3 separate regions of the Homo sapiens genome follow, and regions 2 and 3 are each linked to region 1. The links are chromatin loops, found by intact Hi-C in ENCODE. Cell type or tissue: IMR-90. All regions are shown on one strand.

What was found. Peaks named below come from ENCODE experiments on the same cell type or tissue, not always from the same donor. Only the 100,000 strongest peaks of a DNase experiment are listed, where the experiment ranks them.
Region 2: a loop joins it to region 1, with 11 times the contacts of the local background. A loop is called at or near these places in 15 of 110 quality-filtered maps.
Region 3: a loop joins it to region 1, with 4 times the contacts of the local background. A loop is called at or near these places in 18 of 110 quality-filtered maps.

The regions. Positions count from the first base shown.
Region 1 is chr1:87,081,371-87,089,370 of GRCh38, reverse strand. It overlaps HS2ST1 (heparan sulfate 2-O-sulfotransferase 1), which reads right to left. Exons shown (of 7, transcript NM_012262.4): 3 at 5,092-5,177. Among named protein-coding and RNA genes, the nearest start is that of LINC01140, 44 kb to the left of the region's middle. In IMR-90, a CTCF peak has its summit at 4,930 (motif pointing right); a DNase peak (open chromatin) is centred at 4,990; H3K27ac peaks cover 158 bases.
Region 2 is chr1:86,777,728-86,785,727 of GRCh38, reverse strand. It overlaps the pseudogene RPL17P5. Among named protein-coding and RNA genes, the nearest start is that of SH3GLB1, 77 kb to the right of the region's middle. In IMR-90, a CTCF peak has its summit at 4,623 (motif pointing left); DNase peaks (open chromatin) are centred at 4,587, 6,097 and 6,967; H3K27ac peaks cover 586 bases.
Region 3 is chr1:86,469,879-86,477,878 of GRCh38, reverse strand. It overlaps CLCA1 (chloride channel accessory 1), which reads right to left. Exons shown (of 14, transcript NM_001285.4): 2 at 4,322-4,462; 3 at 4,003-4,150; 4 at 1,326-1,431. LOC124904210 (a long non-coding RNA gene) reads left to right here. Exons shown (of 3, transcript XR_007066206.1): 3 at 1,914-1,983. Among named protein-coding and RNA genes, the nearest start is that of CLCA1, 5.0 kb to the right of the region's middle. In IMR-90, a CTCF peak has its summit at 3,645 (motif pointing left); a DNase peak (open chromatin) is centred at 3,648; H3K27me3 peaks cover 1,334 bases.

The sequences.
Region 1 (8,000 bases):
GAAGAGCATATTTGGTAGGAATCTGCAGATGAAAATCAGAAACGAAAAGATATAATCTGAGCAGCAGGTTGGTAAAAAGATATTTTAGGAATTTCATTCTTGCCATGTCAGCATACGAAGTGTGACAAAGCAAGAACATAAACTAGGCTCATTTTTTTACAATTACATTCTATCAATAGCCTATCAAGTGAACAGTATCAATATGCAAATGAACAACAATAATGGTTAAAAGATCAACTGCACACTCAGAACATTTGTAAGGAACCTTGTCAACTGGCTGGAAAAAGTCAAAAAAGGAGGTGATGAACCTGAAAGAGGGCTGAATGGCCTTTGGGAATCATTATGTTTTGAAATCTTTCTGCTTCATACTAAATTTAACTTCTCTACTTAGGCAACAATCTTGCTGGAGACATTGTACATAGTTATTCTGGACTCTCTCAGACCTAAAGCTTCATAGAAACTTTCTAATCCTAGTGGCAAGGTCCCACTGTCCTGTATCCAAAAAAGTGAATGACCTGTTGGTATTTGTTGGTCTCACTGATGATAGTGTAAATAAATATTTTTAAAGTAATTTATGTCTTAAAAAGGGGCATTCATCAACTGTGCACCTATTAGAATGGCTCACATTTTGTAATAAAGAGCAAGTCTAACAATTTCAAATGCTAGTGAGGATACACAACAGCTGGAACTCTTAAAACACTGTTGGTTTGGTGGCAAAATGATACAATCACTTGGGAAAACAGTTTGGCAGTTTCTTATTGAGTTACCATACAATCCAGCCATCCCACTTTGAGGTTTTTATCCAAGAGAAGTTAAGACATAAGTCCGCACAAAACCTGTATGCAAATGTTTTGACAGCTTTATTCATAATCACCAAAAGCCATAAACAACCTCAATATCCAGAAACTGGTGAATGGATCAATCGAAGTACACCCATACATGAAGTACTACTTAGCAAGGAACTAACTACTGATATGTGCATCAAATTAGATGAATGTCAAAAGCATCATGTTAAATGAAAGAAGACACTCAAAAGACTTGATGACTGATAAGATATAGGTGGTGATAAAAAAAAGTTGTCCAAGATTACTTGAAAGTTTCTTGTTTGGGTGTCATGACAGACAAAAATGTGTAAACCTTCCAAAAGAGAATAATGGAGGCTAAGAGTCTTATACAATGCCCAATTAAGAGTTGGAAATAAGGACCAGCAGAGATTCAGACAAGGAGAAGAAGAAAACACCAGTTAAGACAATATGGTAACTGAAAGAAGACAGAATTTTAAAAAGAATCACCATACTGCTCTGCGTGAGGCACAGAACTAAGTGCTCCATCTACATTATCACATTTAATCCTCACCACCACCCCATGAAGTAATTACTTTAATTATTCTCAAATTAAAAACAGGACACTGAAGCTCAAAGATCTGAAACAATGTGGGTGAGATCACACAGCTAGCAAGGAGTCTAAGTGGATTTAATGGCAGATCTGTCTGACTTTAGAGACAGACTTCAGAGATTGCTTCTTAGCAGTCTACAGGATCAATGCTGTAGAAAGAGCTAGTAGTACAAGGTTAATAAAAACGCAACTCCCACATATTGTCTGGAATGATTAAAATAATTTTCTAAAGTATCTACAATGTTGTGACATATTTGTTAAAAGTTGTAGAAAATGGGGCAAACGTCAACTGGTTTAGCAGAGAAGTATTAGGTAGAAAGGACAATCTCACATGACTCTATATATTAACTAATTCTATTTAGGCCTAAAATGTTGTCACTTGATTACTGTTTAGAATTTCAGACCTAATGAAGCATTTAGTTGTTTCTTGTCGTGACATAGCTGCTTCTTTACTGATTCACCTCACTTGTTCTGAAAATGATACTAGCGGCAATATGGAGGAACCAAAATGGCAGCAATGAAAACTCATTCTCATTTCTAGGGACAACTACAAAGGTACATACCTGATACGTGCCTGAATAAAACTGTTATATCAAAAATAATTTTCAAATACCTCTCAAGACAGATGCTGACATGTGACACTGAGGTAGCTAGATCATAAAAAACTTAGCAGAGTCTGACAGAAAGTACAGCATTAAAAGTGTTCTTTTAGCTATTATTCATTATAAATGAAAATGTTTATTGCTGAAGAAGTGTTTTTGAAAGAGACTTCTAACATTTTAATTTTCTAAAGTTTGAAGAAAATCAAAATGGGCTAATAGATGCTATTAAAAAATAAATAGTGCACATTTAAAAGGGGAGGAATATTTAATATTTTTACTGTTTATAATAAAACTTCATGAACTGGTAATTACAGAAAAAAAGATTTCAGTGAACTCATTAAGGTCAAGAACTGCAACTTACTCAACTTTATATTTCCTGCATACTATGACATTTTGAAAATGTCCAACCTATATACAATTTTAAACTGGAAAATTTTCAAATTTATAATAATTTATATCTACATTATCTTAAAATTGTATCATTCACCAATTAAAAAGAAAACAAAACATAACCTAACATTAAAGGGAAAAATGGAAAGGAAGAAGAACTAGGAAATATACTTTAAAAAAATCAAAGAATAAGATTCAGACAAAAAGGAGCAAGATGGGATAGGAATGCAAAAATGTAAAAAAGATATTTTTGTTATTATTCTAAAGTTCAGTAAAAAACAAATGTATGTAATCAAAACATGGCTTGAGTAGACAAGCTTGCAAATATAATGTGTATTTCTTCGTGGTCGGGCTAAACTAGAAAGGAGCGTTCATTTTTTATTTCTCTATCTTATTTCCTAGGTTTCTTGGGGCTTACATTCGTTTTAATGTCTCTGATAAGGTAAGTTTAAAAAAACTATGTGTTAAATAAGTATTTTGCCAAATTCACCACTTTCTCCTGAAAGCAAGTATTTTACTGGACTCCACAAAGTACTATGCCAGTCAAGAATATTGTTTTGAAGAGTAAAGCACAATTGACCCTTGAACAACACGAGTCTGAACTGTGCAGGCCCATGCATACATAGATTTTTTTCAACCACACACAGATACAGTACTTGAGAGATGTGAAACCCGTGTACAAGGGGTGACTTTCAAATTCGTGGGTTTCACAGGGCCAACGGAGGGACTTGAGTATGCGATTTTTATATACTCAGGCAGTCCGAGAACCAATACCCTGGACATACCCCAGGAACGACTGTAATCTAAAAAATTGGTAAGGCGATGTTTCTTTCCTTTTCCTTCCCCATTTATGGAGCATATGGCTATTAAGCTAAAAGATATTTGAGGATACTAGTTACATCTACAACAGTTCTTGATTACATAGATACATCAAAATACATTTCACCTAGGCTGATTTTGTTTAGGTATTTAAAATCTTGGAAAAATCTATGAAAAATTTTCACAATACTTTTCCCTTCAAATAACATAAGACTCACTATGAAAATATTCAAACGCTTAAAAATTCATGTCAGCATTTAATAAATGAGATTAATCTCTTCAAAAAGCCTTATTTTTTCAACTACAAGAACCTCAGCATATATCAGAGCTTTGTTCTAAGTATAAGACTTTGCCAAAAGCAAAAGCACTCAATTTATAATTTTAATAATGAAAACCTAGACTATTAGAAACCAAGCTGTGTGTGGAAAGAATAAATCATTTAGGTGAAAGGGTAACAAACATTCAATTCAAGGATAATGCAGCCCTGAGGGAAAATATGCACATGAACGAAGCTTATGAAATTGGTTCAATGCCTATGCAAAGAAAAAAATAATTAGTTTATTTTAAAGCTGCCTATAAAATATTTTCAATATTGCAGTATGAATTATTTATAGAAAAACATACATCTAACTTTAGAGCTACAATTTGATTGAAAGATCTTGAGTACTATGAGAGGAACTAGAAATAGGAACATATCACTTTATGTATGTAATATTTGGGTGATTCTTTTTTAATTACATGATTTCCCAAAAAGTTAAGATTATCAGTTTGAATCAGTAATACTTCATTCTACTTTTTCTTTTCAAAATTAAGTAAAACTGAGAGTGGGATATCACTTTTATTTTAAATTTTATAAAAAATGCCTTTTAAAGTTGACCAATATATCAAGGTGTGTTACTCTGAAATCATAATAGCTAATTTAAAAACTGAATAAACATGTCTAAGCTAAATAATAAAAAAAATTTTTTTAGTGTTTTTGAAGTTAATGCAGAATCTTAGGGAAAACATTTGGATTTGAGGTTTACTACAATGGTACTATGTGTACTACCAAAAAAGTTCAAATGTATCCATAAGACTGTTATGTTTGGAATATTAAGTTTAATTAATTTTCTGATTAATAATGTGGCACAGACTGTACAGAAAGCCACATAGTACTTGAATACTGTGAGTAGGCATATAGTTTTCTGAACCCTTCTTGAGAGAACTATTAATATGACAGAGGCCGGGCACAGTGGCTCATGCCTATAATCCCAGCACTTTGGGAGGCTGAGGCAGGAGGATCACCTGAGTCCAGGAGTGAGTGAGTGAGTGAGTGAGTGAGTGAGTGACAGGGAGGGAGAGAGAGCAAGAGAGAAGGAGAGAGGGAGAGAGGGAGAAGGAGAGGGGGGGTGAGAGAGGAAATCATGAATTTTTTTTAAAAAAGCCTCGTAATACATCATAATTTTAAAGCTAAAATAAGGTAGCCCAAGGGAAAGTGTACACTTCAGTATGTCTTGGGTGAGAAGCAGACACACTGGAGCACCAATAACTTAGTGAGAGCTTTTTTGCTTTCTCAATGATGTGGTAAGTCATAATCTGGCCTCTAGGTTATAACTTGAGCTCTCCTGAAGTAGTGTCATTCTGGTTGTACAAGGCATATACACACAATAATAATAAACTTTAAAGAGTAATAACTAATATGTAATTAATATAAGAATTGCCAATTTATGAACACTAGAGGGCAGTAAAACACTAAGAAGGTATATTTAAATTACAGATCTAAAACTGGCAAAGGCAAGACAGTACATTCTTTTATTAGAAAATCATAACAATTTAATGAATTTATTCCTTTTTAGGTTACTAGAGTACAAAGCATTCTTTAGCGTGTCATTTCAGTGTAACTTACTTTGCAAAATCCAAGTAAGAAACGTGTCCATGATAAAATCCTGGTTTCATCTCTTTCCAGGAAGTTATATTCTTTACAAAGCGCACCTAAAAAGGGAGAACACATTCATTATATACAATTTAAAGAAAATGAAATTTGATGATAGCAAAATATTTCCAAGATAGGAATTTAAAAACCTAAAACCACTTTTACAGAGCTTGAAACACAGGTTTGGACTAAGGAAAGTATACTGTAATCTGTAACTATTAAAATTCATCATAGAGACAGCTACTATCATTATACTCACAAAAGAGTGAAAGATGATTCTGAAAACAAAATGGCACAATGAAATCCTTTACAATGCTGTAGAGTGAGTACATTTACATAGGGTGGGAGGAGGGTCGTTGTGGGGGTGTATGTATCTACACCCTGCCAACACACATGCTAAAGCAGGCAATACAGGAACATTCCAGCATATCAAATGTTTTCTTCTCAGAGGCTTGCTGTTCATAAAAGTTTATTTTTATTAATGACTCAACAAATAAAAAGTAATATTTAAAACCAAAATGATTTTTAAAAAGGTGATGGTTATCAGAAGATATTTAAGAGTTAAGAGCAGATATCACAAGCTTGTTGATAAAAAGATTAATAAAATTAGAGATGTAATACAGGTCAAAATATTTAAAATTTCTAAATATTTAACTTATTGGAATTAACGTACACAAAAATTAATATGAAAAATTATATAAGTATATTTTAATATGTCTAAAACTGGTTAATATAGAATTTGATAAACCTAAGTATCACTAGCTGCAAAGCAGTGATATACAATTTCTCAATGGAAAATGGTATACATTTTTGATAAGCAAATCTCTGCATGATAAATAGCAAGTGGTTAAGAATCTCTTTTAGAACCTAGATAGAGTGCAGAAAGTGGGGGCAGTGAGGTCCACCAACCTGTACCGCACCGAAACCATCTGCAAGCTATGACTTCAGCCTCTCAAACACAGAACTGTCAATTGCATAATTCTGACAACTTATCAATCTTTCACTTACATCATAGAATAGGGGTAGTCACATGGAGATATTCTGGAACACTTCATACTACACTACACTCAATAATATCAATGAATGATGATAGCTGCCTCCTGTTAAAGGCCTATTGGTAGGTGAGGGAGGGGAAACAGTGCAGATATAGCTATATGTCAGAGAATGTGAACTAGAGAAAAATGGAAGAGTTCTGGGATAATTTATCTTTAGGGGAAGCATTAATAACTCACATACTAAGAGAAATTATGAAGCTTTTAGAATGGAAATGGTTATATGCCTTACTTGGCCTCTCAATACACATATACATCCTTAAATTAAAATCTGAAAAATGAATTGCAGATAAAAATTAGTTTGCATTAGAAAGTATACAATGTCATTTTAGCAGATATTTTCAATTTTTTTCCCCACTGAAACTGAAAGAGCCAAATAAATGTGATTTGAGGTTTTCATGTTCTTTCCAATTCTTCAACTAAGGCATCAAACAGAATGAAAATACCAAATTGCAAATGAAACAGAAACAAAATATAAAATTAAATAATCCAGAGCCTGCATCTTTAACATACTTTACATGCTGAATATGAAAAGTCTTTATAACTGCCACTTAATGGTAGATTATTTCCTATAAACCTTTGGTTCTATGAAAATCAGTTCTAGTATTTCAGCCAAAAATGAGAGGAAAAAAGAAGGCAAAGAGAATAAGGCATTGAAGATGGTGGCTAAAGTGAGCTTAAGATATATTTAGCAACTCACCTCTGTTTTCCAGAAGCTGAGATTTAATGTGGACATGGTGATGTAGGAGGGAAATGAAAGATGCTACATTGAGGTCTGAAAAAACAGTGTTATATAAACTAAACAGCAGGGAAGATCATATAGTACAAGCTTGGAGTATACTGTAGTGAAAGACGTGGGCAGAAGTAAGAGTCAGGTACAAATTCAAGTATTCTTTTTCCTCCAACAAAGCTTCCTAAGGATGGTCAATATTAAACTAAACCCTCTCCTGAGGATGAATGATATCTCATCCAATGTGTACCCTTCAACACAAAGTGAAAAAAGCCCAGGAAGCTGGATAATGTCTACACTACTGCAAGACTTCTCATTTCTTCTGGGTTTTCCAATTTATTGGCATATAGTTGCTCATAGTAGCCTCTAATGATCCTTTGAATTTCTGTGGTATTAGTTGTAAGGTCTCCCTTTTTATCCTGGGCTAAAAGTTTCTTGATTTTGTTTATCTCTTCAAAAAAACCTTCTTTTTTTTTCTTTTTTTTCTTTTTTTTTTTTTTGAGACGGAGTCTTGCTGTCGCCAGGCTGGAATGTAGTGACACGATCTCAGCTCACTGCAACCTCCGCCTTCCAGGTTCAAGTGATTCTCCTGCCTCAGCCTCCTGAGTAGCTGGGACTAGAGCACCCAGATAATTTTTGTATTTTTAAGTAGAGACGGGGTTTCACCATGTTGGCCAGGACGGTCTCGATCTCTTGACCTCGTGATCTGCCCGCCTCGGCCTCCCAAAATGCTGAGATTACTCATCTTTTTGTATTTTTTTGTTTCAATTTCATTTATTTCTGTTCTGATCATCATTATTTCTTCTATTCATTTTGGATTTGGTTTGCTCTTGCTTTTCTAGCTCTTTAAGATGCAACACTAGGTTGTTTATTTGAAGTTTGTCTACTTTTTTGATATAGGCACTGATTGCAATAAACTTTCCTGTTAGCACAGATTTTGCTGTATCCCATACATTTTGGAAGGCTGTATTTCCATTTTCATTTCTTTCAAGAAATTGTTAAATTTCCTTCTTAATTTATTGACCCACTGGTCACTCAGGAGCACGTTGTTTAATTTCCATGTGTCTTGCTATTGGTTTCTAGTTTTATTCCACTGTGAT
Region 2 (8,000 bases), 300 kb after region 1:
CCTTTGAATGCAATGTTAATTGTGGGCTTTTCATATATGGTTTTTATTATGTTGAGCTAATTTCCTTCAATTCCTAGTTTTTGAGTACTTTTTAATCATGAAAGGTATTGAATTTTGTCAAATGCTTTTCCTGCATCAATTGAGACGATCGTGTGGTTTTTGCTCTTCATTCTGTTAATATGGTGTATTATACTGATGATTTTCATATGTTGAACCATCTTTTTTTTTTCCTTTTAATTACATTTATTTTAATGCTGAATTTACTTCCGGGCCATAAGTTTTTGTTTCTTCAGTTTCTTCTGGGATATCTTTTTCTTCTGGGCAACCTCCTTTTCTGGTTTAGGAACAATCTGTTCCTTTTCAGTAAGGATCATCTCAATGTGCCAGGGAGAGCTCATGTATGAGTTAATCCGACCATGAGCTCTGTAGGTCCGGCGGAGCATCTTAGGTGCTTTGTTCACTTGGATATACTCAATGACCAGAGAATCTACATCTAAACCCTTAAGTTCAGTATTACCCTCTGCGTTTTTAAACATGTGCAGCAAAAATTCAGCACTCTTTTTGGGCCACCGACCTTGTGTCCAGCCCCACTGCTTGGCCTGCGCACACTTGCCAACTCCACCATTGTAACGTCGGAATGGTATGCACTGTTTCTGTAAAGTGACATCTTTAAGATACTTCGTGGCTTTTCGTATATGCATACCCTTGATGGCCTGAGCAGTTTCACGAGTGTCCTTAAAGTGAACACGAAGATTGGAACCTCTTGATTTGCATGATTTCATGGGGTTCTCCGGGTCAAGTGAATAGCGAACCATTTTCACAGATTACTTCAGGCTGCTTAGGGAAAGAGCTGAACCATCTTTATATTCCACAAATCACTCTTGGTCATGATGTGTAATAGTTTTAATGTGTTACTGGATTTAGTTTGCAAGTATTTTGTTGATGATTTTTGCATTAATATTCATTGTGCATATTTGTAGTTTTCCTTTCTTTTAGTATCTTTGTCTGATTTTGGTATCAGGTAATATTGGCCTGATAAAATGAATTTGAAAATGTTCCTTTCTCTTCCGAGATCACGCCACTGCACTCCAGGCTGGTGGAAGAGCAAGATTCTGTCTCAAAAAAAAAAAAAATTAATAAAATAAAAAGACAAAATGAAAAAGAAAATGTTCCCTCCTCTTTAATTTGTCGGAAGAGTTTGGAAAGAATTGATGTTAACTTTCCCTTAAATGTTTGTTGCTTCTCCAGTAAAGCCATCTATCTGATCCTGGGCTTTTCTTTGTTTAGAGGTTTTTGACTGCTAAGTCAACCTTATTAATAGTGACAGGTCTGTTCAGCTTTTTATTTCTTTATCATTCAATCTTGGTAGATCATATGTTCCTAGAAATTCATCTATTTTTTCTAGGTTATTCCATTTGTTGGCATACAATTGTTCATAGTAGTGTCTTATGATCTGTTTTATTTCTGTGGCATTAGATGCAACATCTCATTTTTCATTTCTGATTTTTGTTATTTGAGTCTTCTGTATTTTTTTGTAGTTATTCTAGTTAAGGGTTTGTCAATTTTGTATTTTTTCCAAAAAACCAACTCTTAGTTTTATTGACTTTTTTCTGATGTTTCCTATTTCCTGTTTTGTTATTTATGCTCTAATCTTTATTTATTTCCTTCCTTTGGGTAACTTTGTGTTTAGTTTGCTCTTTTCTTAGTCCCTTGAGTTGTAAAGTTAGGTTGTTGATTTGTGATCTTTCTTTTTTAAATGTAGGCATTTACCACTATAAACCTCCCTCTTGGTACTATTTTTGCTGCATCCCTTAAGTTGTGGCATGTTGTGTTTTCATTTTTATTTATCTCAAGGTATTTTCTAATTTCCCTTGGGAGGTATTCTTTGATTCATTGGTTGTTCAAGTGTGTGTTGCTTAATTTCCATATATTTATATAATTTCCAGTTTTCCTTCTGCTATTAATTTCTAGTTTCATTTCATTGTGGTTAGAAAAAATATTTGGTTGAAAAAAAATTTGGTATTAAATTTCTTTATACTTGTTTTGTGGCCTAATACGCAATCTATCCTAAAAAATGTTATATATGTTTCTGAGAAGACTGTGTATTCTGCTGTTGTTGGTTAGAGCATTTGGTATATGTCTGTCACATCCCATTGGTCTTTAGCGTTGGTCAAGTCATCCGTTTTCTTTCTTTTTTTTTTTTGAGAAGGAGTTTCGCTCTGTCGCCCAGGCTGGAGTACAGTGGCACAATCTCGGCTCACTGCAAGCTCCGCCTCCCAGGTTCACGCCATTCTGCTGCCTCAGCCTCCCGAGTAACTGGGACTACAGGCGCCCATGTCCAGCTAATTTTTTGTATTTTTAGTAGAGATGGTATTTCACCGTGTTAGCCAGGATGGTCTCAAACTCCTGATCTCGTGATCCGCCCGCCTCGGCCTCCTAAAGTGCTGGGATTACAGGCGTGAAGGTCATCTGTTTTCCTACCGATCGTCTGTCTGGTTGATTTAATCCATTATTGAAAGTGGGATATTGAAATATACTGATATTGTTTTACTTTGTATATCTCTCTTCAATTCTGTCAATGTTTGCTTTATATATTTGTGTGCTCTGTGGTTAGGTGCATTTATAATTGTTATATCTTTCTGGTGAAATCACCCTTTTATCCTTACATAATATTTTTTTGTTTATGAAATTATATTTTGCCTGATAAAAGTATGTCCACTTCTGCTCTCTTTTCATCAACACTTGACCAAAAGGATTATCATCTTTATATTTTCCTATTCTTATGTTGCTGTCTAGTGCTCTTTCATTTTAACTTGAGGGATTCCCTTTAGCAATTTTTGTAAGGCATATCTAATGGTGATGAACTCCTTCAGCTTTTGTTTATCTGGGAAAAAACTTATTTCTCCTTAATTTTTGAAGGACAGTTTCTTGGGAATATAGTATCCTTGGCTGGTAGTTTTTTTTTTCTTTCAGCACTTTTTTTTTGAGACAAGGTCTTGCTTGCTCTGTTGCTCACTTGCTGGATTGCAGTGGTGTAAACATGGCTCACTGCAGCCTTGACCTCTGGGCTCAAATGATCCTCCCACCTTAGCTTCTTCAGTAGCTAGGACCACAAGCATGACCAACATGCCCAGCAATTTTTAAAAATTTTTTGTAGAGATGGGATCTCACCATGTTGTCTAGGTTGGTCTCAGACTCCTGGGCTCAAGCAATTCTGCCTTGGCCTCCCAAAGTGCTGGGATTATAGGCATGAGACACCATGCCCAGCCTGTTTCAGCACTTTGAATATATTATTTCACTCACTTCTGGCTTGTAATGTTTTTGCTGATAAAGTTGCTGAAAATTTTATGAGCGGTAACTTGTATTTGACCAGTGGTTTTTCTCTTGCTGCTTTGAAGAGTCTCTCTTTGACTCTGATTTTTGACAGTTTGATTACAATGTCACTTAGTGTGGGCCTCTTTATATTCTTCTTATTTGAAATTCTATGAGCTGCTTGAATTTGCATGTCTATTTCCTTCCTCAGATTTGGGAAGTTTTTGGCAATTATTTCTTCAAATAAGCTCTCCACCTTTTTCTCTCTTTTTCTGAGACTCTCATAATATGTATATTAGTCCACTTAATGGTGTTATATAAGCTATTTAGGCTTTCTTCACTTTTTTCCATTCATTTTTCTTTTTGTTCCTCTGGCTTGATAGTTTCAAGTGATCTGTGAGTTCATTGATTCTTTTTCTGCTCGATCGAGTCATCTATTGATTGAATTTTCAACTCTATTATTTTATTTTTCAGCACCAGAATTTTTGTTTGGTTCTTGTTTATAGTTTCTCTTTGTTGATTTTCTCATTTTGTTCACGTGTAGTTTTCCTGATTTTATTTAGTTGTCTATCTGTGTTCTCTTGAGCACTGAGCTTCTTAAAGATTATTTTGAATTATTTGTCAGGTAACTTGTAAATCTCCATTTCTTTAGGTTCAGTTTCTGGAGATTTTCGTGTGTGTGTGTGTGTGTGTGTGTGTGTGTGTGTATTGCACCATGTTCCCTGTTTCTTTGTGTGCCTTTTTTTGGAGTGGGGGCTGGCAGGGGTGCAGGGAATTGCGACTCGGGCAATTGAAAACTCAGCCACCTCTCCTGGTCTTATAGACTGGTTTCACGCAAGGGAAGAACCTTAGCAATCATCCTGGCTAGCAATTCTGGGGTCTCTGAAACCTTTTGTGGGGTTATATCTTCTCTCAGTTTGTGTGTATAATTTTACAATTAGAGACATTTGCTCCCTTTTTTTTTTTAGATGGTGTTTTGCTCATGTTGCCCAGGCTGGAGTGCAATGGCATGATCTCGGCTCACAGCAAGCTCCACCTCCCAGGTTCAAGGGATTCTCCTGCCTCAGCCTCCTGAGTAGCTGGGATCACAGGCGCTCACCACTGTGCCCGGCTAATCTTTTTTTTTTTTTTTTTTGGTACTTTTGGTAGAGACGGGGTTTCACCATATTGGCCAGGCTGGTCTCAAGCTCCTGACCTAGTGATCTGCATGCCTCGGCCTCCCAAAGTGCTGGGATTACAGGCGTGAGTCACTGCTCCCTGCCTGCTCACTTTTTAAGAAGGAGTTTGTAATATCTTGTTCCCTCTGGTGTTTGTCTGGAATATTGCAGACTGTCTGGCATTGTATCAAGCTGATGATCTCTCCTTTGTTCTCTGTGGCCCTCAGGTATCCAACACATGCTTATTTGGTTAGTACTCTGGGTCAGGTAGATAGATAGAAATCAGATCGTAGGCCAGCCATCTAGATAGCCAGAATGTTGGACACATGTTCCAATCTTCTCTTTCTCTCCCAAGGGAGAAGGTGTAAGCTGGATACTTTTTCCCAGTTACAATACGCTGTGCCAACCTGGGGGAAAGGCTGATGCAACTGAAATGAAATGGTTCTTCTTAACCATTTGGATGTGGTGTTTTTGGTTTTGAGCTTGCCTGGGATATTGCAACTTCTGAACTGTTTTTGAAGTTTTCATAAAGGCTTTGGACAGTATGTTGTTGTTAAATCAATGTCTCCATGGAGGAATAAAGTTTGGGGCTTCCCATTCTACCGTCTTGCTGCTGTAACTCCATCACCTACGCAGTCTTTTTGCCAAGAACATTTTACCTAAATCTAATAATGAGGGAATAATCATATAAATCTGGGGACAATTTAAAGACAACTAGCATAAATCCTTAAAAAATATCAATGTCATGAACCTCCACCTCCCACCCAAAAAAAAAAAAAAAAAAAAAAAAAAAAAGGGAGAGTGTTAAAAGAGACAAAAGAGATATAATAGGTAATAGGTCCATGAAGCTTGATTAGATTCTGAGTTTTTAAAAATGCCATAAAAGTCATTTTGAAGATAATTGAGTAACTTTGGATATATGCCGCTTATTAGATGGTATTTTTAAATAATGGTAAATGTTTTAGGTGTGATAATGGTATGGTAGATATGTAGAAGAATTTCCTTGTTCTTAGGAAATTTATCTTGGAATGTTTACAGTGGAAATGTCACAATGTCACAACACACACATACATGTACAGGGGATGAACAAATATATGACAAAATGTCAACAGTTGGTGAATCTATATGAAGGTTATACAGGTATTCTTTAAACTTTTTATAAAATTATTTTTCAAAATAAAAAGTTGGGGAGATAAGCCCTAGGAGACATTATTCTTATCATTCCCATTTTACAGATGAGAAAAATGAGGTTCAGAATGGTTAAGTAGCTTACTCTAGGTCACACAATAACAAAGTTGAGAATTCAACCTGAGTAGGTTTGTGCAACTTTCATATTTTATGAGCACTTGAAGGAAGAATTGTTGTTACCACTTTTTACAGAGAAGGAATCTGAGACCTAGAGAAGACATGGAATGCCCAGGGTCATGGGTATAGGAAATGGAGCCAGAGCATCAGTCCAGTGTTACCTTTGGAATTTGGGGCTTTTCCCATTGTATGTTGCTGAGAAAGCGAGAGGGAGAAGGAGCAGGAGACGTTGAGATAAGACAGAGGCTAAAAGCCTTAAGTTTTCTCTTTCTGATAAACTTCCCACCTTTACCCTGACAAGTGTTTTAGTAAGATCTGGGAATGGAGCCAGCCCTGAGATGTAGCAACTATGGGCTCAGTTTACAGTCTGATGGATCCTATGCACGCGCTGTTCTCTGCCAGCTCTTTCTTCCACCCTGCACTTGCCTCCACACCTCTCAACATTCTCTCTCTCACATGCACTCAGCCTCTGCAGACCTTACTCCTCCTCATCCTTCAGGCCTCAGATTAGACTGCATTGATTTCAGGAAAACTTTCTTAAACCTCAGCAATCCCTACCCCATCCGCATTCCCGTAGGGTAAGAGACCCCATTTCTTTCAGAGCTTCCTGTTATCACGGCTACTGTTGGGCACCAATTATGAGCGCTAACACGTATTAACTCATTTGGTCCTCAAAACCTGTAAGATTGATAGTAATATTATATCCCCATGAAGAAGTTAAGACATAGAAAACCTAATTAACTTCCTTAAGATAAAATAAAATAGTATAAATTCAAACACAGGCATCTTGTTCAGAACCTAAACTTTTAACCACTATGTGATAATTGCTCTTCTCAGCATGTGTTTATTTACTCTCTGTTTTCCCTGTGTAAGTGAAAGTTCTATTACTTGTTCACTAGTATATCCTGGAACTTGGCCTGGGGCCTGGCATCATCAGGGCCCAATAAATACTTGTTTAATAGATAGCAATGTGGGTAGTGCAACGGGAAGAACAAGGCATCAGGAGTCAAACATACCAGAGTTTGTTACATGGCCACTTACCAATTAGGTGATTTTGGGTAAGTCAATTGACTTTGTAGTGCAGCCATTTTTGTAACTGAAAAATGGAAGTTATTGTGGGAATTCATTGCAAAAGTGTGTTATAAACTGCACTTGGTATAAATGTGAGTCATGATGGTTTCTTATCTCTGGAAGGTAACCAGAACATGATTCTTTCTACTTCCAAAAGAAAAATAAGGTAGAGGCTGTGATCAGAAAAAAGTCACTTCCTGCCTATGCTGACTAGGCCTCCAGGATAGGCCTGAAATTCTGTTAGGTCACGAGACTCTTTGGCTGCCCAAAGAGGCCTGACTTAAGTGCCTAAGTCTGTGCCTGCCTTTGGGAGCTCTGCTTAGGGTGTGAGACTCAGTGTGTCCATGGGGAGCTAATGGGCTGAATCCAGGGATGAAGCCAAGCACTGGGATAGCTCTGCAGCAAAATCAGAAAATGGAAGTGAGAGAATTGTGAAACCACTGTCTGCACTCATCCCTACGGCCACCTAACCCCAGGAGAGGTCTCTGCAGAACAAGGTGCTGTGGGTTCTCTTCTCTCCATCCATCATATTTTAACTGCCTGTGTGCCACTGCCTCCTGCTCAGACATGGGGGCAAGCCCAGGATGAGCATGTAACTGTAAGGAATGACGGGATTAGGTCCACCCTGAATCACGTTAGGAAAAGCAAGAAAACAAATCCCAGAAAAACATGGTTTCAATCTTGTAAAGCCTAGAAGTAAGGCTAGTTCTTCAAACTATTTCTTGACTATGTCTACAGGTATTAAGCTACTTATAAGCTTGGCGAGATTAAAAAATAGATGTTTTGTGAAAATTAAGAAAAGAAAGTGGCACCTCTCTGAGCCAGAAAGAACATGGTAGGAATTAGTAATGCTTTTACTAAAAATGTTGGTTGCCCAGTTAGAGACCATGGGAAGTTGCAGACCCAGGAGGTCTGGCTTTCAGAGAGTTAGACGGCACTTCCTGAGGGACATGGAGAGAGAAATGTAGCTGGATACAACTGTCTGCCAGGCCTTGGGTTGATCGAAATATTAAGCTACATAAGCCCAGTTCTTGCCCTCAAGGAGCCCTTAATTTAGTGGATTTTTATTTAGATTAATTCTAAGAAGTAAAAAAAACAAAACAAAACAGAAGTGTATGGATTAAGGAATAGTTAACTGGGGTCCTGTTTCTAGTA
Region 3 (8,000 bases), 610 kb after region 1:
TGTACCAACTTCTACTTAAAAAGATGGTGTTGTTTTTAAATGCAGGAATAAGTGTGCGTTTTTATCAAGTTTCTTTTGAGAATCTATTGGAACAATCATTTATTTTCTTCTTTTCTTCATATACTATATTCATTACTTACTATTACAACATTTTTGGATTTCTGGAAGACATTCTTACTTGGCTTTAATATGTTTGTTTTTCCCTTAATTTTGCCAGATGTAATTTACTATCCTTTTATTTGAAATCTTTGCCTCTATCTTTTTAGAGAGCCTGTAGCTACAGAATTTTTTCATTCCATTTGTCAGGTTTTAGTATCTGAGTTGTACTAACTCTTTAAAATAAATTAGGAAGTTCCCTATCACTTCTGTTTGCACTAAAGCAGTTTTTGTGCACTGAGACTGCTGGCTGCAAGAATTAGCCCATAAATTCATGGCAGCCAAGCGTTCTTTCCAAGTGTTGTACTTGATTTCTACTGACATCGCGCAAGGTTTAATTCAAACTGGGAGGAGTTTCTGTTTTGCTTTGATATTTGGATTGTTTTTCAGATAAGTTTCACAGTCCCTCCCAAGCCCATTCATACTGACAGAGTCCACACAGATACCATTCTGGGCCGGGCATGGTGGCTCACGCCACCATGATGTCAGAGGTAGTCCCAGCACTTTGGCAGGTCGAAGTGGGAGGATCTCTTGAGTCCAGGAGTTCAACACTAGCCTGGGCAACATAAGGACACCCTGCCTGTACGAAAACTTAAGATCAGCCTGGCAACATGGTGAGACTCCATCTCTACAGAAAATATAAAAATTAGTCTGATGTGGTAATGTGTGCCTGTAGTCCCGGCTACTCAGGGGGCTGAGGTGGGAGGATTGCTTGAGCCCGGGAGGCTGAGGCTGGAGTGAGCTGTGATTGCATCACTGCGCTCCAGCCTGGGTGACAGAGTAAGACCCTTTCTCAAAAAAAGAAGATATTATTATTCTGCCCTGAAGGCACCGAAGAGCCTCATTAGCTCTGCTTACGTCACTGATGCTGGTATGGGATGATGGAGACACTAAACACAGCAACTGTAGATTTTTTATAGTTGGTACAGTTAAAAAAAAAGAAAAAAGGAGGCAAATGACTTCTAGCTGCAGAGTGAATAATTCAATTAACTGAAGCACTTGTAAAGTAAACAAAATGGTAGTTTTGTGGAAATCTGAAAAAGAAGGCACTAAGAATGAATTTGAATTAGAAAATAAGCCAGGACACACATTTTTTAAAGTAATCAATTCAAGAAAAAAAGGTTGCAATTTAAAATAGTTTGGAACAAGTTAAATCAAAATATACATACCTTACTGCTTGTATTCTTCCATTGGATAAGTAGAATTTCTCATCATTATTGTACTCGTCAAATACTCCCCATCGTAGATGAGCCCACTCATGGACAAATGCCCTACCTGTGAGAAAGTATTTTAAAAAACTGATTACAATAAGAATGGCAAAATTACCTTCTCACACTGGAAGAAAGCAATGTTTGGAATATTTATGCTTTGCTGTGTTAATTTTTTAAATTAAAGACTTGATTTCTTTAGATCTAATATAACTGTACGTTTTCTTAAAATATAAATACTTATTTTGGCTTATCAAATGTTAATCAGGCACCTAGTAAGTGCCAAGCCGTTATTCAGACACAAACAGCTGCCCTATCCTCACATAGCTCCTGGTGTAGTGGAGGGCATGTGTGATTAGAAGCTAAAATGCCTGGTGGTACAGGTATGATGACAGAGGTCAGCAAAGGCGGCTATGGGAGCCCAGGCATTCCTACAGCAGCCAGGGCAGCATCCTCAACCAATTCTCCTCCCTCATGGCTCCTATCCCATCAGACCTCAAGGTCTGCTTACTCCATCTCTGTCTTTTTTATTCATTCTCACCTTTCCAGGCCCATTGCCACTTACTCCTGAATTGCTGCAATAGTCACCAGATTGGCCTCCATGTCTCCATCCTTCAGGGTAAGTCCAACTTCTCAACATGGTGTACAAGGTCCCTGATGCCTCAGGCCTGCTCTTCTCTGCAGCCTTATTTCTTGCTGTTCTCCACTCCCTTCCCAAACTCTAGAATTAGGATGAATTCCTGAACTCCTTTTTTTCCTAGGTCATATCATGCTCTTGTTCAACTCTGGTCTTTTTTTACCTATGTTTCCTTAGCTTGGAATACTTCCTTCCCATCTTTGTCTGGATAACTCTTATTCTTCTTTGAAAATCAAGCTTCTATGTGCCTAGAAGCCTGCCCTGAAATCCTCATCTTAGGCCCAGTACTCCGCGTTTGCATTTCACCATCTCCCATTAGGCACTTACAATGATAAACAGTCATTGCTACTTACTTGCCAGTCTCCCACAATAGAAAATTGTCTCCATGAGGACAGACAATATGACTTCTTCACTGTCATATCTGGGCACATAGTGTCTAGAACTTAGCAGGCATTCAGTGATATTTGTTAAACTTGAGTGAATGACTTATGTACAGCTCAGTTTTTCTGGAATGTAAATTCCAAGGAAGGCTGAATTTGGAGGGTTATGTGAGGTGGGGCATTCTGTGGAAACTCAGTATCCCACACTAAGGATTGGGACTTTATTCTGTAGGTATTGGTGGTCTCTTTAAAGATGATTGTGAGAGAGTTGGAGTGGAGTCACAATACAGAAAGGAAACACTATTAAGGAATGGTTTTATATATGATCATGATGGCTGGAGTGGGCTCAGGAGTGGGATGAGGCAGTCAGGTCAATCAATTCAACACTTATTTGTTGAGTCATACATTGAGAATGTTCTGTTCCTGTTATGGAGGTGAAATGTGTTGTAGAACAACAAAGAGGTACGCTTGACACATCCTTTTGACCAGGTCTTTAAGCGCTCTAGTGTGTTTGGGGATGGGGCTTGGATAGCGTTCTTTTGTTTGCTTGTTTTCTGTGCCTTATATGTTAAAAAAAATCAAGCTGGTTCTAGGGGATCCAAATCTTTTTTGAGGTAAAGAAATCTAATGCTAGTTATTTAGTAAAGAGTCACATTTGATTCTTGGAAAGTACATTTTATATATATGTCATTACTTGTTTAATATTTCCTCCAATAATTGTTATATGTACCTCATATACAAATGATAAAGTTTATTTATCATTGGAGTTTTTTCTTTAGTTACATGTTTTTGAGAGATGAATTGCAAAGGTATTCTGTCTGCTACTCAAAGTGTGATCCACAGACCGGTAGAATCAACATCTCCTGTGAGCTTGTTAAAAATGCAGATTCTTGAGTCCCATCCCACACCTAATGAATGAGAATCCCCCCCCTTTTTTTTTTTTTGATACGGAGTCTCGCTCTGTCGCCCAGGCTGGAGTGCAGTGGCGCGATCTTGGCTCACTACAACCTCCGCCTCCCGGGTTCACGCCATTCTCCTGCCTCAGCCTCCCAAATAGCTGGGACTACAGGCGTCCGCCACCACGCCCGGCTAATTTTTTGTATTTTTAGTAGAGACGGGGTTTCACTGTGTTAGCCAGGATGGTCTTGATCTCCTGACCTCGTGATCCGCCCGCCTCGGCCTCCTAAAGGAGAATCCACATTTTAACAAGATTCATATATAATTTGAATGCACGTCTGAGAGCACTGCACATATACGCCATCTGGTGGCTATTGTATGAATTGCAGGTAGAAGATTTAATTCCGTTGTCTCCTTACATATCCATAGAAACTTAATACAAATTAAATTCTTTTACAGTTATAGTATGATGCTATAATAATAATTTACGAGAATTCAAAATACCGTATTTATACATGTATCTAAAGTAAATTAAATTCATAGCTGAGAAATGCTGGAAATTCTAAGTGAAATGCATGTTCTATTTTAAGTGAAAAATGCTATGATGTTTTATCTCTAATTGTTTGGCTTATACATGCTTACTCACAAAGATAATGCTAGTGTTGATACACTTTGAACATAAAATAGTTAAATTGTATGAGAAGTATGGTAGAATATTTCATACCTTGTGGTCCATATTCAGCTAACTTTTTTCCTGCAATGAAATCAGGAGTGAGGTGGATCCTTTCACCCTTCTCTCCACAGTTGCCCATCTGCTCAGTGTAGGGTTCATCATTACCTGGAGGAGTAGACTCAGCAACCAGAACATCAGCCTGAAATTTAAGAAAAAGTTTCTATCATCACAAAGTTTCAGCAAATGAATTAACCATATTCGTACTGGAGTAAGTTTCAAACAATCACATTTGATTCTAGAATATTTTGATTTTAAAAAATCTTGGTTACAGGAGAAAGTGGAATTTTAAAGAAGAACTTGATATTCTCACATTTTTGTAGGTCTCAAGTTTTGGTCTCACATAGTCAGCCTTTGTCTTCCATGTTTCAGGAATCAAAATGGCAACATTTTTGAAATAAAATCGCTTTCCTGTAGCTTCAAGCAGATACAGAGATGCCTGGGTCACCATGTCCTGGGAAGAAAAAGAAAACATACGTAACAATTGACTGAAAATAAATTAAATTATCAGTCATTCAAATTCACATCTGGATTTCACATTTTCAAAAACTTGTTATTTGTTAAGATGGGAAGAAGAAATATAGAAATACCTTTTAATAATAATAGCTAAGCTTTGAGAGCATTTACCAAATATTCTGTGTCACCGAGTAATCAGTAACAATGCAGACTCTGGAGACAGACTCTAATCCTGGCTGCACCACTTTTTGTGGGACATTCGGCAATTTCTAATTCTGAGCCTCAGTTTTCCCATTAACAAAATGGAATATTATATTATAGTGACTGGCTGATAAGGTTGTGGTGAGGAACAAAGTGAAACATATGATGTGCTAGGAACAGTGTTTACTTCGCACAAGCAAGTATAAAATATTAGCTATGCGTTTCACTTGCTTCTTTGAGAATCCACAAATCTTTGAGGGTGAAACTGAGACTTAGTATAATTCTCAAGGTCTCACAGCAAGTAGTAATGAAGAGAAAAAGTGAATGTGATTTTAACACCTGCTGACTCCTGTAATAATTTTGGGATTATATACTAAGTCAAATTAAATGTAATACTAAATGTTGTGGTATTATTTATTTATTGATTCATTTTTCTTTTTTTTAAACTTTGCCAAGTGCTGATAGAAGTATTTATTTTTTGTGCAGTGTGGTACTAAGAGATATAAGAAAATAGCATAATTATATATTTTCAAATTACACCTAATTTTACTTCTCTAAAATGAAATAGCTGCAGCGTTAAATTATAAATGTGTCTGCAGATTCCCTGTGATATGTTATGACGAGAGAGTAGGGAGAGTGATAGAAGATACTGTTATAGAAAGGGGGCAGTGTATCTGTTAGGACTGAAAACCATTTGCTTCGAAAGTGAGCATAGACAGAGGAAAAAAGAGGCTGAAGACTGAGCCCAGGGAATGTGGGGGACCCCAGCATTCAGAGGTAGAAAGAGGAGGAGCCAATACAGGGGCCTCAGAAGGGCAGTCAGTGCCTGCAGAGGAAATGAGGAGCTGTGGGATGAGAGAGCTATAGGGAGGAGGGCGTGATCATCGGTGTCAAGCACTGCTGAGCCATCACTTCATATGAGGACTAAGAACTGATCACTGGACTTGGCAGCATGGTGAGCCCTAGTAGTGGAATAAATACAGCAGCTCCGTAAGAGTGGTTTCAAGAAAGTGGGAGGTGAGGCAGTGGAGACAGTAAATACAGACAACAACAGGTTCAGAAGTTTTTCTGTGAACTAAAGGGGAATGGAGAAATAGGCAGCAGCTGGAAGTGGACTTCAGGACAAGACAGTTTTGTTTGTTTTAATATTATATTATAAAATATTTCTATGCTAATGAAAAAAAAAACAAAAATGTAAAAGAAAAAGGGGTCATTGCAGGAGCAAAGTCCTTGCGGGAACAGACCAGAGTGACTAGACTCCATTGCCTAGTGGGGGTCGTGTTAGGAGCAGAAATGCTTCACCATTTTATGGGGAAGCAGCACTTGGGTGTTAGTGCACGGGTAAGTCCTGCTGTGCCTCTTCCTAAGGGGTAAACTTAAAGAACTTATTTTACTTCTCTGAGCCTCAATTTCTCCCTTTCAAATAGTGATAATAATGGTTGCCTCTATTTTTTTAAGTGTTCTTAATGATTTACATTTTCTCCTTCTAAAACTCCCAGATTTTTAACACTCACTAGGAGAGTTTAATATTATGTCACTTTAAAAAATAAAATTAAAAAATGAGCCAAGATCACCAAAAACTTGAAAAGTAGGTATAAAACTTCATATATTAGAGTATTGTTTTACCATTTGACTTGTGAAATGTGAATTTCCAATGTCTCCCAGGAAGAATAAGTACCATGAAATGCTCTTGTCTTCCACATTGTAATAGAAACAATAATAAGGGATCTTTGTTTTGGCATCTGTTTCAGATTTTCAGAAAATGACCTCATATCCTAATACATATTTAGACTCTTAGGCTGAGAGAAGGTTGGGGGTGACAGTTTATAGAATGGGCTAGAAATTCCTTCAGGACAGGGACAGTATATTGACCACTGGACTTCTAGTACCTGACATAATTTAGATGCTCTGTAAATATTTGTTGAATGAATAAACAAACAAATGGATAAATAAAGTGGGTTTAGTAAATGGCAAAGTGGTATAGAACTGCCAAGACAGGCACAGTGCCTGGGGTGCTGAGCATTGCAGAGACTCCAAAATAACCCTACTGTGTACCTTCTGACGTGCGTGTGTGCGTGTATGTCTGCGTGTGTGCATGGGCGTGTGTGTGTGCACACGAGCTTGTGCGTGTGGTGTGTGTGTATGTATATTTGACGGGGGAAGAGAGAGTTTCTCTCTGACTCTCCCTTCCTCATCTTGTGACGTGTACTCCCCCTGCTAATATTAGCAAGAATGCAGTGGATGGAAGTGGTGCAGAGCGATTAACTGCTCTTGTAGGTGGGGAAATCTGGGGACTGTCCTGCTGAAGCAAATATTTTAAAAGCTGAGTTAGGGGCTTCTGTCCCCACAGGGGCACCAGGGGAGAGTCTCTCATCAGCAAGAAGGTTGTTGGAGTAGAGGGAGGAATGGTTGGGAAAGGTGGCCAAGCCCTCAACGAGGTCCCTCAACTCTGCAGATCTGGAACATCAAATAGGAAGGAGTTAGGGACTTTGAGCATTCTATTCACTAAAGTGTTCTTGTTACAGAGAAGGAAATGATGGAAGCCAACTTATCTCACCCCCAACTTTAGGATCCATACTGGAAAGACAATTTAATAATTGTAGCGAGAAGTACGTATCTCGGGAGGAAAACCTCCAAGGACAATGAAGTAGAAGCACTTTGAAAGCTCTAGTCACTATATACTGTAGATACAAATTACCACGGTCACTGAAGATGAATACGGCATCTACATTCTCCTTCTGGCATATTGCTGAACCCCACTGTCTAGCCAGAGACTGAAACACACTGGTCACATGTTTGCTGATGCCACTTCCAAATTTAGAAACAATCAAAAACTCACTCAACATTTTAGATGATTGAGAGATTCAAGAGGTCTGAATCTCCCTTTTACCACAGACAGCCTGATCCTCTTTGGGTTAAGTAGGTAAGCTTTATGGTGAGTGACACCCTCCACTCTGTTCCCTATCCCTATCCCCTACTGCTGCAATTCTCTAACCACACACTGTAGAGATGGTTTTCTTTCCAAACATTATCTTTCTATATTTGCCTCTGCTTAGAGCAGTGGATCTCTGGGGAAATCCCTCTGGGCCCTTGTTCTATTAATTTTCCATCTAGAGAGAGCCAATGACTATATCCACCATTTATTGAGCTCTTACTATGTACCAGGCACTATGCATGCATTTTTAAAGTTATTTTTTAAAGTTCTGAGATAAATTTAGATGAACAGAAGACATGCAAAGTATTGCACCGTATTCTTACATACTCCACCCAGCTTCCCTTTATATGCATGCATTTTAAACTTTGATCCTCACAAAATCTGATAAGGGAGATATTTA